Regions from separate parts of the Mus musculus genome. Here region 2 is linked to region 1. The links are chromatin contacts, found by Hi-C or POLR2A ChIA-PET in ENCODE. All regions are on one chromosome and are shown on one strand. The core of a region is the stretch at or near the end of the contact, and the rest is flanking DNA. Distances in the headings are between cores, read along the strand shown. Region 1 holds the start of Mrps5 (mitochondrial ribosomal protein S5). Region 2 holds the start of Mtln (mitoregulin).

Region 1 (4,669 bases), core at 1,843-4,342:
GAGTGGATGCTCCCAGATTTAGCGTCGGTACCATCCACATCCACGTAGCACCCATCATGGAAAGAAGGAACGAAAGGAAGACCGGGATCTCCAACTTGAAAGTACAGGATTCTGACACACAGTGGACATACCCTACGAGGACACTGTCCCCACGGAACCGACACACACCAGAAGGGAAGACTCTCTGTCCACACAGGCCACGCCCACTAACCCTCCCCCAAGTGCCCAGTGTCCCCGTGTCTCCTCCGCCACCGCGTCCACTCGGCTTCTTGAACACCTAGACCCGCAACCCTCACCTTTGGCAAGAGTACTGGGAACCTGCGAACACTCACCGCCTCGTGTCGGGAAGGCAGTGCGCCTGCGCGAAGATCTTCGGCCTCTGAGCTCCAATCATAGTGTTGCCTTTGCATGAACTACACTTCCCAGAAGCATCAATAGCCGGCGCGCCGTGAGATGACGGGTAAAATCCTGCACAAGGTTGCACTCCAGGTCTGTGGTGCTGAAACGGATAGGACCAGGCTCTGACCCTAAACAGCACAAGTTCGATTTCTAGTTCGTTTCCGGTTTGCCAGTGTACCTATTTTTTCTGAAAGCCAGGGTTCCCGTTCTTTCAGTAGACTATCCCAGATGCATGAGCCCAGAAACATACCTGTCGCAGTCTTCCATCAAGAATTCGTGGTGTAGGTTTAATCCCAGATTTGGTAGCATGTCGGAGAATTTACACCCAACTCTGTAGCTGTAATCCTGAATGAGGGTGACCTTCTACCTACTGCTTCAGAGGATACCAGCCAAACAACAGACTTTAAACGTTGTAGCTCAGTCCATTCCCCACCCCACCCCCCTCTCTCTGTGTCCTGAACTCACTATGTAAACCAGGATGGCTTCAAACTTGGAGATCCACCTGTCTCTGCCTCCAAAGACCTGGGCTTTAAGGTGTGCATCACCCCACCTGGCCTCTTTGTATCTCAAAAGCTCAAAAAGGCTACAAAACTTCAAAAAGGAAGCAAAACTTCTAGGGAAAATTCTCAATTTGTGAGGCAAAAAAAAAAAAAAAAAAAAAAAAAAAAAAGGCAACCTTCATTTGGTACTATGAGATCTGGATTTGCCCCCTCTCTGAACCAAAAGACAGGTTTTGGCTTTTCTGGAATTAACTGGATACTGCAGAATATGAATTACAATATTTAAAGAAATAGCCAGGCCAGTCATGAGAAATTAAATGAGGGTCCCAAGCCCATACCATTTGTAATTGAGGGATTAAGGAACACTCTTTTGATAGGCTTAAGAAAGCTCCAGCACTGGGACTTCCAAAGGGATGGGCTGTTTCAACTATACATTACCAAAAAGCAGGGCTGATACCCATTCTCATCTGGCCATTGGGTGGTCACAAATGGTCATACCATACCTGTCTGAACAACTGGATCCTGAAACCCAAGATGACCCCAGTATCTCCAGGGACTGACAATGACTCTTTGATCTCCCATTACTATCTGTACACCCTTCCTAAAACCTTGATCTCTTTGGCTATCAATTAAACCTCTCCAATATCAGTTTTTCTTAAATAGAACCTAGAATTGGTAAAGAAGTAAATTTTTCTACTGAGTAAATACCTACCTTCTGGATGTTACATGTTCATGCTGCTTTCTGGAAGGAAAGTGATTTGCTGAACTCCAAGAGCAGTCCCATCAAATATTGACCACAGGTTTTGTCTCTCGTGCATGGCATCCAGAAACTCTCCAGTGTTGCTATGTCGGCTACAGGGGGCACTAAATGGGTGGCTTGTCAGTAGAGGGAATAAATCATATCACTAGGCTGCCAAGGTCTCAGCACTGCTGTCTAATTTTTGTTGATCCCTTTCGCCTCTGTCAGTCTCATGGATCTCTTGTAAGCCTCGGTCTGCCCCTAAGGCAGTGAAAAGGGCAGCTGTGAAAGGGTTCTTCTGCAATTCTGAAGGATGGCTGCATACAGAAATCCTCAACTATGTTCCCAGAGAGCTTGTAAAAGAGCCCTGTGATACTTTGGTTGGACAAGGTCAGGAGAAACATACAATCACCTCTTCTCAGGAAAATGATTCTTCCAGTCTGCTCCTGAGTTTCTTGGGGGCTGCATGGTATGTGCTCAGACATGGTCACGAACCTGTGACAGATTTGGAGGACATAGTTTACCAAGTCTTGCCACGTCTTCAGCTGCCTATAGGTCTTCATGGATATCCTTACTGAATGAACTAAAGCCTCCCCAGCCTGTGCTGCAAAGACTTACAAAGTAGCCAAGGCACTCTCACAAGCAATTCTGAACTTGCTCAGAGACTGCAGGTGTTTCGAATCATGACCAAGACATTAGGTAGCAAATGTGGCTTGCCCAACAACCACTGCCCTCAGGAAAGGTAGAAGCCTTAAATGATAATCCCAAGAAGCTAATGAAGAAAGCCCCTGTGTTACTTTCTATTGCCGTGACAAAACACCATGACCAGGGCAACACAGAAACAGTTTATTGCAGGCTTAAAGTTTCAGGGGAGGAGTCCAGAACCATCATATGTGACTCATTTGGGCAAGCATGGATAGTGTAAAGCCATGAGCAGGTGGGGTAAAACCCGTGGCCTCGGGCTGGAACATGACTGTGTGTGAACAACCTGTACCATGAATACACAACAAAGGCAACATATGTTTAATAAACTTTGGGCCTTTACGGACTTCCCACACTTTGTCTCATTCACCCCCGGGCTCCTTCCCGATGTTCCCAGACTCTTTCCCGGTTCCGCAGAACTGACTTTGCCAGGTCAAGCCTGCTACTGGTGAGATGTGATCCATTAGGCTACTATCAGAGAAAAGAGCCCAGAGCTAGCCCCGCCCTCGCCCCGCCCCTGCCCGGGGTCCTAGCGCGAGGACCCCTGAGCAGCTGTCCGAGGCTGAGCCTGACTCAGTTTCCTCTGTGGTCCACGAGGGCAGTTTTCCGTGTGCGCTGAATGGTGGCCCTCGAGCCTCAGCACACCTCTCTGCGCTGACGACGAACTTGTGACAAGGCGCGGTCGCAGCTCGTTGCTGCAGGCGGTGAGGAAGGCGGTTCCAGAGACAGGCGGAGTCGCTGCTCCGGCTCCAGCATGGCGGCGGCCGTACGCGCTGCAGGCTGTCTCCCTGCATTGTGTAGCTTGCAGGCAGGTGAGCCCTGGGACCCGGACCGAAAGCGCGCGCGAGCAGGGGTCTTTCCCTCGGGTCTGTCGAGTCTAGGCTCCAGGAACGCGAGAAGTCGCCGAGTCCTTGATCTCAGTCTCCCATTCGGGTCCGGCCGGCTGTGTGACCTTGCGCGCCTTCTGTCCCTCTCTGGTCGCGCCGTTTGAGAGTATAAGGAGTGAACTGGGCAGTGTGCTTTCGGCCAGGGAGACCGTTCAGGCCCACTCTGTGAGGAGGAGCGAATGTAGCAAGCATAGTCTGTGGTTCATAGGGTGATGTCAATCCCTGTCTCGAGTCAGAGTGCCGCCAGCAAAAAGTCTAACAGACTCTTACTGAGTCTGTTAGATTAACTAGCTGTCATTTTAGCGTCTGGGCCGATCCGTTTGCCAGAATATACTTTTGCTGTCACCGTCTTCCTGCCGCCCTTTTCAGTTGTGTGCCGATCTCTAGCATGGCGTTGGCTTGTAGGAATAGCTTCGCGCTGGACATTGTGCTCAAGGTCCTGGTCCAGAAAGTTCATTTTGTTGCAATATTTAACCTGAAATCACTTGATAGGGTATGTGACTTGAGCCTTCGTTTGTTTTGCCGGCGTTGAAACCATCTCATTAAGGCCTCTGTCCATAGTAAGTTGTAACATTCACTAGCGCTCGCAGGTGATCTATCTAAAGTGTACACTTCAAAGGTTTTGTTTTAGTGTTTTTGTAGACGGTGCATTTATCATCACAGTCAGTTTGAGAACATTTTCATCACTCCAAAAGAAAAAACAACTGTACCTTTTAACTGTTGCCCCCACCCCTCGCCATCTCTCACTAGCCGTCAACACTGGGAGACTACTGATCTATTTCCCATCTGTCCATAGCTTGTCTGTTCTGGGCATCTGGTTTCTACGATTGGCATCTGCCAATAATGCTGTGTTGTCAGGATTTGTCCCTGCTGTGACATACCAGTCCCATGTTGCTTGTGAGCCAATAATACTCTTGTGTCCATTACACCACATTTTGTTTATCCACTCATTGGCGGATGAACGTTTGAGCCGTTTCCATCTTTTGGCTGTTAGGACTGATGTTAAAACATTTGGATGCTGTGCTTCTGTCTGTGCACATGTCCGTCCTCTTGTGGGTATTTCCTGGGTGGAATTGCTGGTTGAAGTGACACCTCAGTGTTTAACTAAGGAACTAACTACCAAGTAGCTGTACCATTTTACAGCTCCACCGGCACTGTGTAGGGGCTTCAGTTTCTCTTTGCCAGCACTTGTTATTGTCTGTCCTGTTCAGAGAACCAAGCTGTGACGATATACTAATTTTGTGGCTTTGATTTCTAATGGGCTCGTTTCCATGCGCTTAATAGCCATGTGTGTATGTTCTTGAAGCAATATCTGTTCAAATCTTTTGTCTGTGTGCGCCTGTAACTTGATTGTGTGGTTCTTGACCATGAATTTCCTAGATTAGAGGGAAACACTTGATCTAACCGTGTGCATGCTAGGCACATGCTCTACAACTGAGCTG
Region 2 (4,353 bases), core at 1,701-4,200, 210 kb after region 1:
AATCCAATACCCAAACTCGACAGCAACCTTGGATTTAAGAATGGTGATGGTCCAAGCTCACCACTGGATAGAGCTGGTATACTATTGCCAAGGTATCTATTATTGTGACTCCTGACTCCCAATTTCAATGGGCAAAGTACCGTGTCCATGGAAGACTTTTCTGGTGGGGGGATGGGGGGGGAGGAGAGTATTTGGTTTCGGACGGGGAAACCAGGGACCACGAAACCCCTGCCTTGTTCTCCAAGAACACTGGTCACTGAACTTACTTCAGGGAAACCTGGGAAGGAACTGAAGTGCGTATTTTACATATCAAAGCAGACCGGGTCTCCAGATTCTTCCAGCATCCCTCAGCCCTTATCGAACATACCCTGACCCTTAAACTTTACAGCCCAGGTGCTGGTCTGACCTTCCCCCCTGAGGCTCTTCCCTAAGTAATCCAGAGGTTTTGGTCTCTCCCTCTACCGGCAACCTTTCTCTTTCTCTTTCCCCTCCCCAACTTCTCTCTTCCTACTGTCATTTCTCTGGCCTTGGTCCTTTGGGTCATTGAACTCACTAATCTGGCTTGAATTGGCTCATTTCACCGGTGGAGAAATAACTTATCAGAGGGAACTTCATATAGTTAAGTAGGAGGGTAGAAGGAAAAGAAATGTCCAGGGGAATGGTCCACTACAAAGCTAGGGACACACAGGACATACAAACAGGTAGTAGTAGTAGAGAGCAAGGGCATAGGGCACCTACATGTTTAGAGCAGGATGCTAGAAGTGACTTAGAAAAGGATGAACATAGCCGGATGCTGCACTTAAGCAATGAGACGAGGGCTGCTGACATGGCTCCGTTTTTAAGATTATTGACTGCTCTTGCTCAGGACCTAGGTCCAGTTCCCAGGAACCAGCTTGTAATTGCCTTATAACTCCAGTTCTAGGGGATGTGACACTTTTCTCTGGCCTCTGCAAGTACCAAGTAGGCATCTATGTGGTACACAGACATGCATGCAGACAAAACACAAAACATTCAAACTCATAAAAAAAAATCATAAAACAAACGAAAACCTAAAACAGCACAAATACCTGGTCTTCCAGGAACAGCCCAGAGGCGGAGCTAGTCCAGCCACAAGTCAATTTAACCCCAAGTTTTCAGTTTAGGACAAAATGTACTTCAAAAAACCTATCCCAACTAAGCCTCAATAAATGATGTTGACAACAGAGCTGACCCTGCTCTGGGGCTGGAGATGGATCACCTGGGAAAATGCCTACTGCACATGCATGAAGATCTGGCTTAAACACCCAGCACCCATGTAAAAACCTGGGGTGGAATGGGGCAATCTGTAACAGTAGTTACAGGACCAAGACTTTGGATTCTCAGAACCCACAGTGGAAGTAGCAGTCTCCAGGACAAACTTCCAGTCTACACCTACATACACATCACACATGCACTCACACACACGTGGACATATATTCAGTACACACACTACACATACAAGAGAAGAAGAAAAGGTGAAGAACAGTCCAGGAAGGCACTGATGCTGACCTCTGGTCCCCACACAACTGCCCACCGCCACCACCCACAGGCAGATAAGAACCCTATTCTACCTCAAAGATCTTCACCTAGTTCTCAGTGAGGAATGCTGACTAGAAAGCTTCAGCCAACTAAAGCCCAGACAGGATGGCTCTCTGAAAACTGGCGTTTCAGCCCTTGCTGGATTCATAGAATAAGATCTAAGTCACATATAAGGCTCAATAATCCTAGGAAAATGGGCCATGGTGTTTCCCTGGAGAACAAACTGATTTTCTTAAAAATGTAGACAATGCGTCAGAAATACATCTTATAAATAACCAAGGCTTTGGTCACTTGATAGGACTGGCATTTATCTTTAAGCTTACTCAACAGTTTCTCTTTCACATATATATTCCGTTATATCACATGCATTATTTTTTTTAATTTTAGTTTTTTTACTCTCTACATTCTTCAAAGTGCAAATATCTTGCATTTGTAATGCTTAATTCAGGCATTTGACACAGCTCCTAGGTTTTCTGAATATGTCTAGAAAAATGACTCATAATGGTCCGTTGATCAGATCTGCCTCCAGGCTGTACCAAGGTGAGATTCCATCAGAAAGTCTCTGCTTTCAGGCTCCAAATCTCTTACTGCAGCAAACTGAATGGTAGGCAAAAATACTGCTTTCTTTTGTGAGGAGGAAAAAGATTCAAAGATGTTTAATTTTTTATTTTAAAAATAGATTCATAAAGTGCAAGAAATTATTTCTCTCCAGTGCTTTTTATTTTCATCTTCGACAAGCTGTTGAAAAACAGTAAGAAAAAAAAATCAGTAACACAGTAGTATCTTTAACTTCAAATTTCTGTACTGTGATCGCAAACCATGAACTAAGAGAAGAAAACTATAGGACTGAAGAATAACTATGATGAAACGCAAAGCTCCTGCCATCCACGTTAAAAAGCCACTGTGGACCCTATGAATGTGGAGGCTGGGCGTGAAATGACTCCCTCCCCCATTTCGAAGTTAAATGTTAAGGTGTAACTGCATCGCACGTGGTAAAACATTCCCATTAAATACCCTCAGCAAACTGAGCTGTTAATACCTGAAAGTAAGTTGTTAGAGAAGACAAAACTATTTTCTTTCTGAAGCAAGCCATGTTCTTGCAAGCCGTGCAAGGACGACTCCTGGGTCGCGCGGCTCCCACGATCCGGGCTGCGTTGGGCTTAGGGAGTGAGAACCCGGCGGACTCGGGCTGCAGCGCGTGCTCAGGCCAGGTCCAGCTTTTTCTGAGTCGTTGCCAGCTTGTCCTGCAGCCTCCGCTTCCTCCAGTCTAGGTAACGCCTCCGCAGCCGATTCGCTTGCCAGCCCAGGACCACTCCAGAGGCGAAAGCCACTAGCACGGACACCTGCAGCGTCCTCTCAGACACGTCCGCCATTGCAACCACTCAGCACAAAGTAGAGTGAGCTACGGATTGGCGCAAGGATCAGATGCCACAGCGCTCGCTTGAGGCCCGCTCTGAGTCTGCGCGAGGAAAGGACAGGAAAGGAAGCAGAGTTCCCTGACTCTTAGATCAGGAGTCTTAACTGTGATGTGAGATGGTCTTGGTTTCTGATGGGCTCCGCGTTTCTTCTACATTTCTTGTTTGACATTAGTCAGATATTCACTTGCATCATACCCGAAGTGTTATCTACTATTGTTCGTTTTTGTTTTGTTTTGTTTCTTTCTTTTTGGTTTTTCGAGACAGGGTTTCTCTGTATAGCCCTGGCTGTCCTGGAACTCACTTTGTAGACCAGGCTGGCCTCGAACTCAGAAATCCGCCTGCCTCTGCCTCCCAAGTGCTGGAACGCCTGCGCCACCACGCCCGGCTTTGTTCGTTTTTCTTATCTAAGCTTTCTGGTAACTCGATTTTAAAATAAACAAATAGAGAAAAAAACTTAATAACACTTAAAAAGAACAAATTTAGATGAAATGGTCTTTAATACGTTTTCTCTTACCCCAGTATACAGGGTATTTTAATATATAATCTTCCAAGTTACTAGTGTCAATGCAATAGCCACAGCTCTCATCAATGGAATAAAAAGTGGACATTGTCAGACCAATGACCTTTAAGTACTTAAAAAAGAGAAGCAGCAGCGGTCGCCATCTTGGTCTGAGACCCGCCGAACTTAGGAAATTAGTCTGAACAGGTGAGAGGGTGCGCCAGAGAACCTGACAGCTTCTAGAACAGGCGGAAGCACAGAGGCGCTGAGGCAGCACCCTGTGTGGGCCGGGGACAGCCGGCCACCTTCCGGACCGGAGGACAGGTGCCCACCCGGCTGGGGAGGCGACCTAAGCCACAGCAGCAGCGGTCGCCATCTTGGTCCGGGACCCGCCGAACTTAGGAAATTAGTCTGAACAGGTGAGAGGGTGCGCCAGAGAACCTGACAGCTTCTAGAACAGGCGGAAGCACAGAGGCGCTGAGGCAGCACCCTTTGTGGGCCGGGGACAGCCGGCCACCGTCCGGACCGGAGGACAGGTGCCCGCCCGGCTGGGGAGGCGGCCTAAGCCACAGCAGCAGCGGTCGCCATCTTGGTCCGGGACCCGCCGAACTTAGGAAATTAGTCTGAACAGGTGAGAGGGTGCGCCAGAGAACCTGACAGCCTCTGGAACAGGCAGAAGCACAGAGGGGCTGAGGCAGCACCCTGTGTGGGCCGGGGACAGCCAGCCACCTTCCGGACCGGAGGACAGGTGCCCGCCCGGCTGGGGAGGCGACCTAAGCCACAGCAGCAGCGGTCGCCATCTTGGTCCGGGACCCGCCGAACTTAGGAAATTAGTCTGAACAGGTGAGAGGGTGCGCCAGAGAACCTGACAGCTTCTGG

What was found. A loop is a pair of places that touch in the nucleus more often than their neighbours do. ChIA-PET counts read pairs that join two places held with the same protein, here RNA polymerase II (POLR2A).
Region 2: a loop to region 1 is called in a map of heart, with 3 times the contacts of the local background. The contact joins the promoter of Mtln here to the promoter of Mrps5 in region 1. A Hi-C loop is called at or near these places in 1 of 37 maps with a recorded cell type or tissue (heart). POLR2A ChIA-PET finds 5 or more read pairs at or near these places in 2 of 5 experiments (both embryonic stem cell).

What each region holds. Positions count from the first base shown.
Region 1 is chr2:127,584,334-127,589,002 of GRCm38, forward strand. It overlaps Mrps5 (mitochondrial ribosomal protein S5), which reads left to right and starts at 3,093. Exons shown (of 12, transcript NM_029963.2): 1 at 3,093-3,152. The coding sequence starts at 3,095. It overlaps Zfp661 (zinc finger protein 661), which reads right to left and starts at 344. Exons shown (of 5, transcript NM_001111029.1): 1 at 297-344.
Region 2 is chr2:127,789,538-127,793,890 of GRCm38, forward strand. Mtln (mitoregulin) reads right to left here and starts at 2,951. Exons shown (of 2, transcript NM_001384135.1): 1 at 2,597-2,951; 2 at 1,845-2,295. The coding sequence starts at 2,930. The coding sequence ends at 2,760.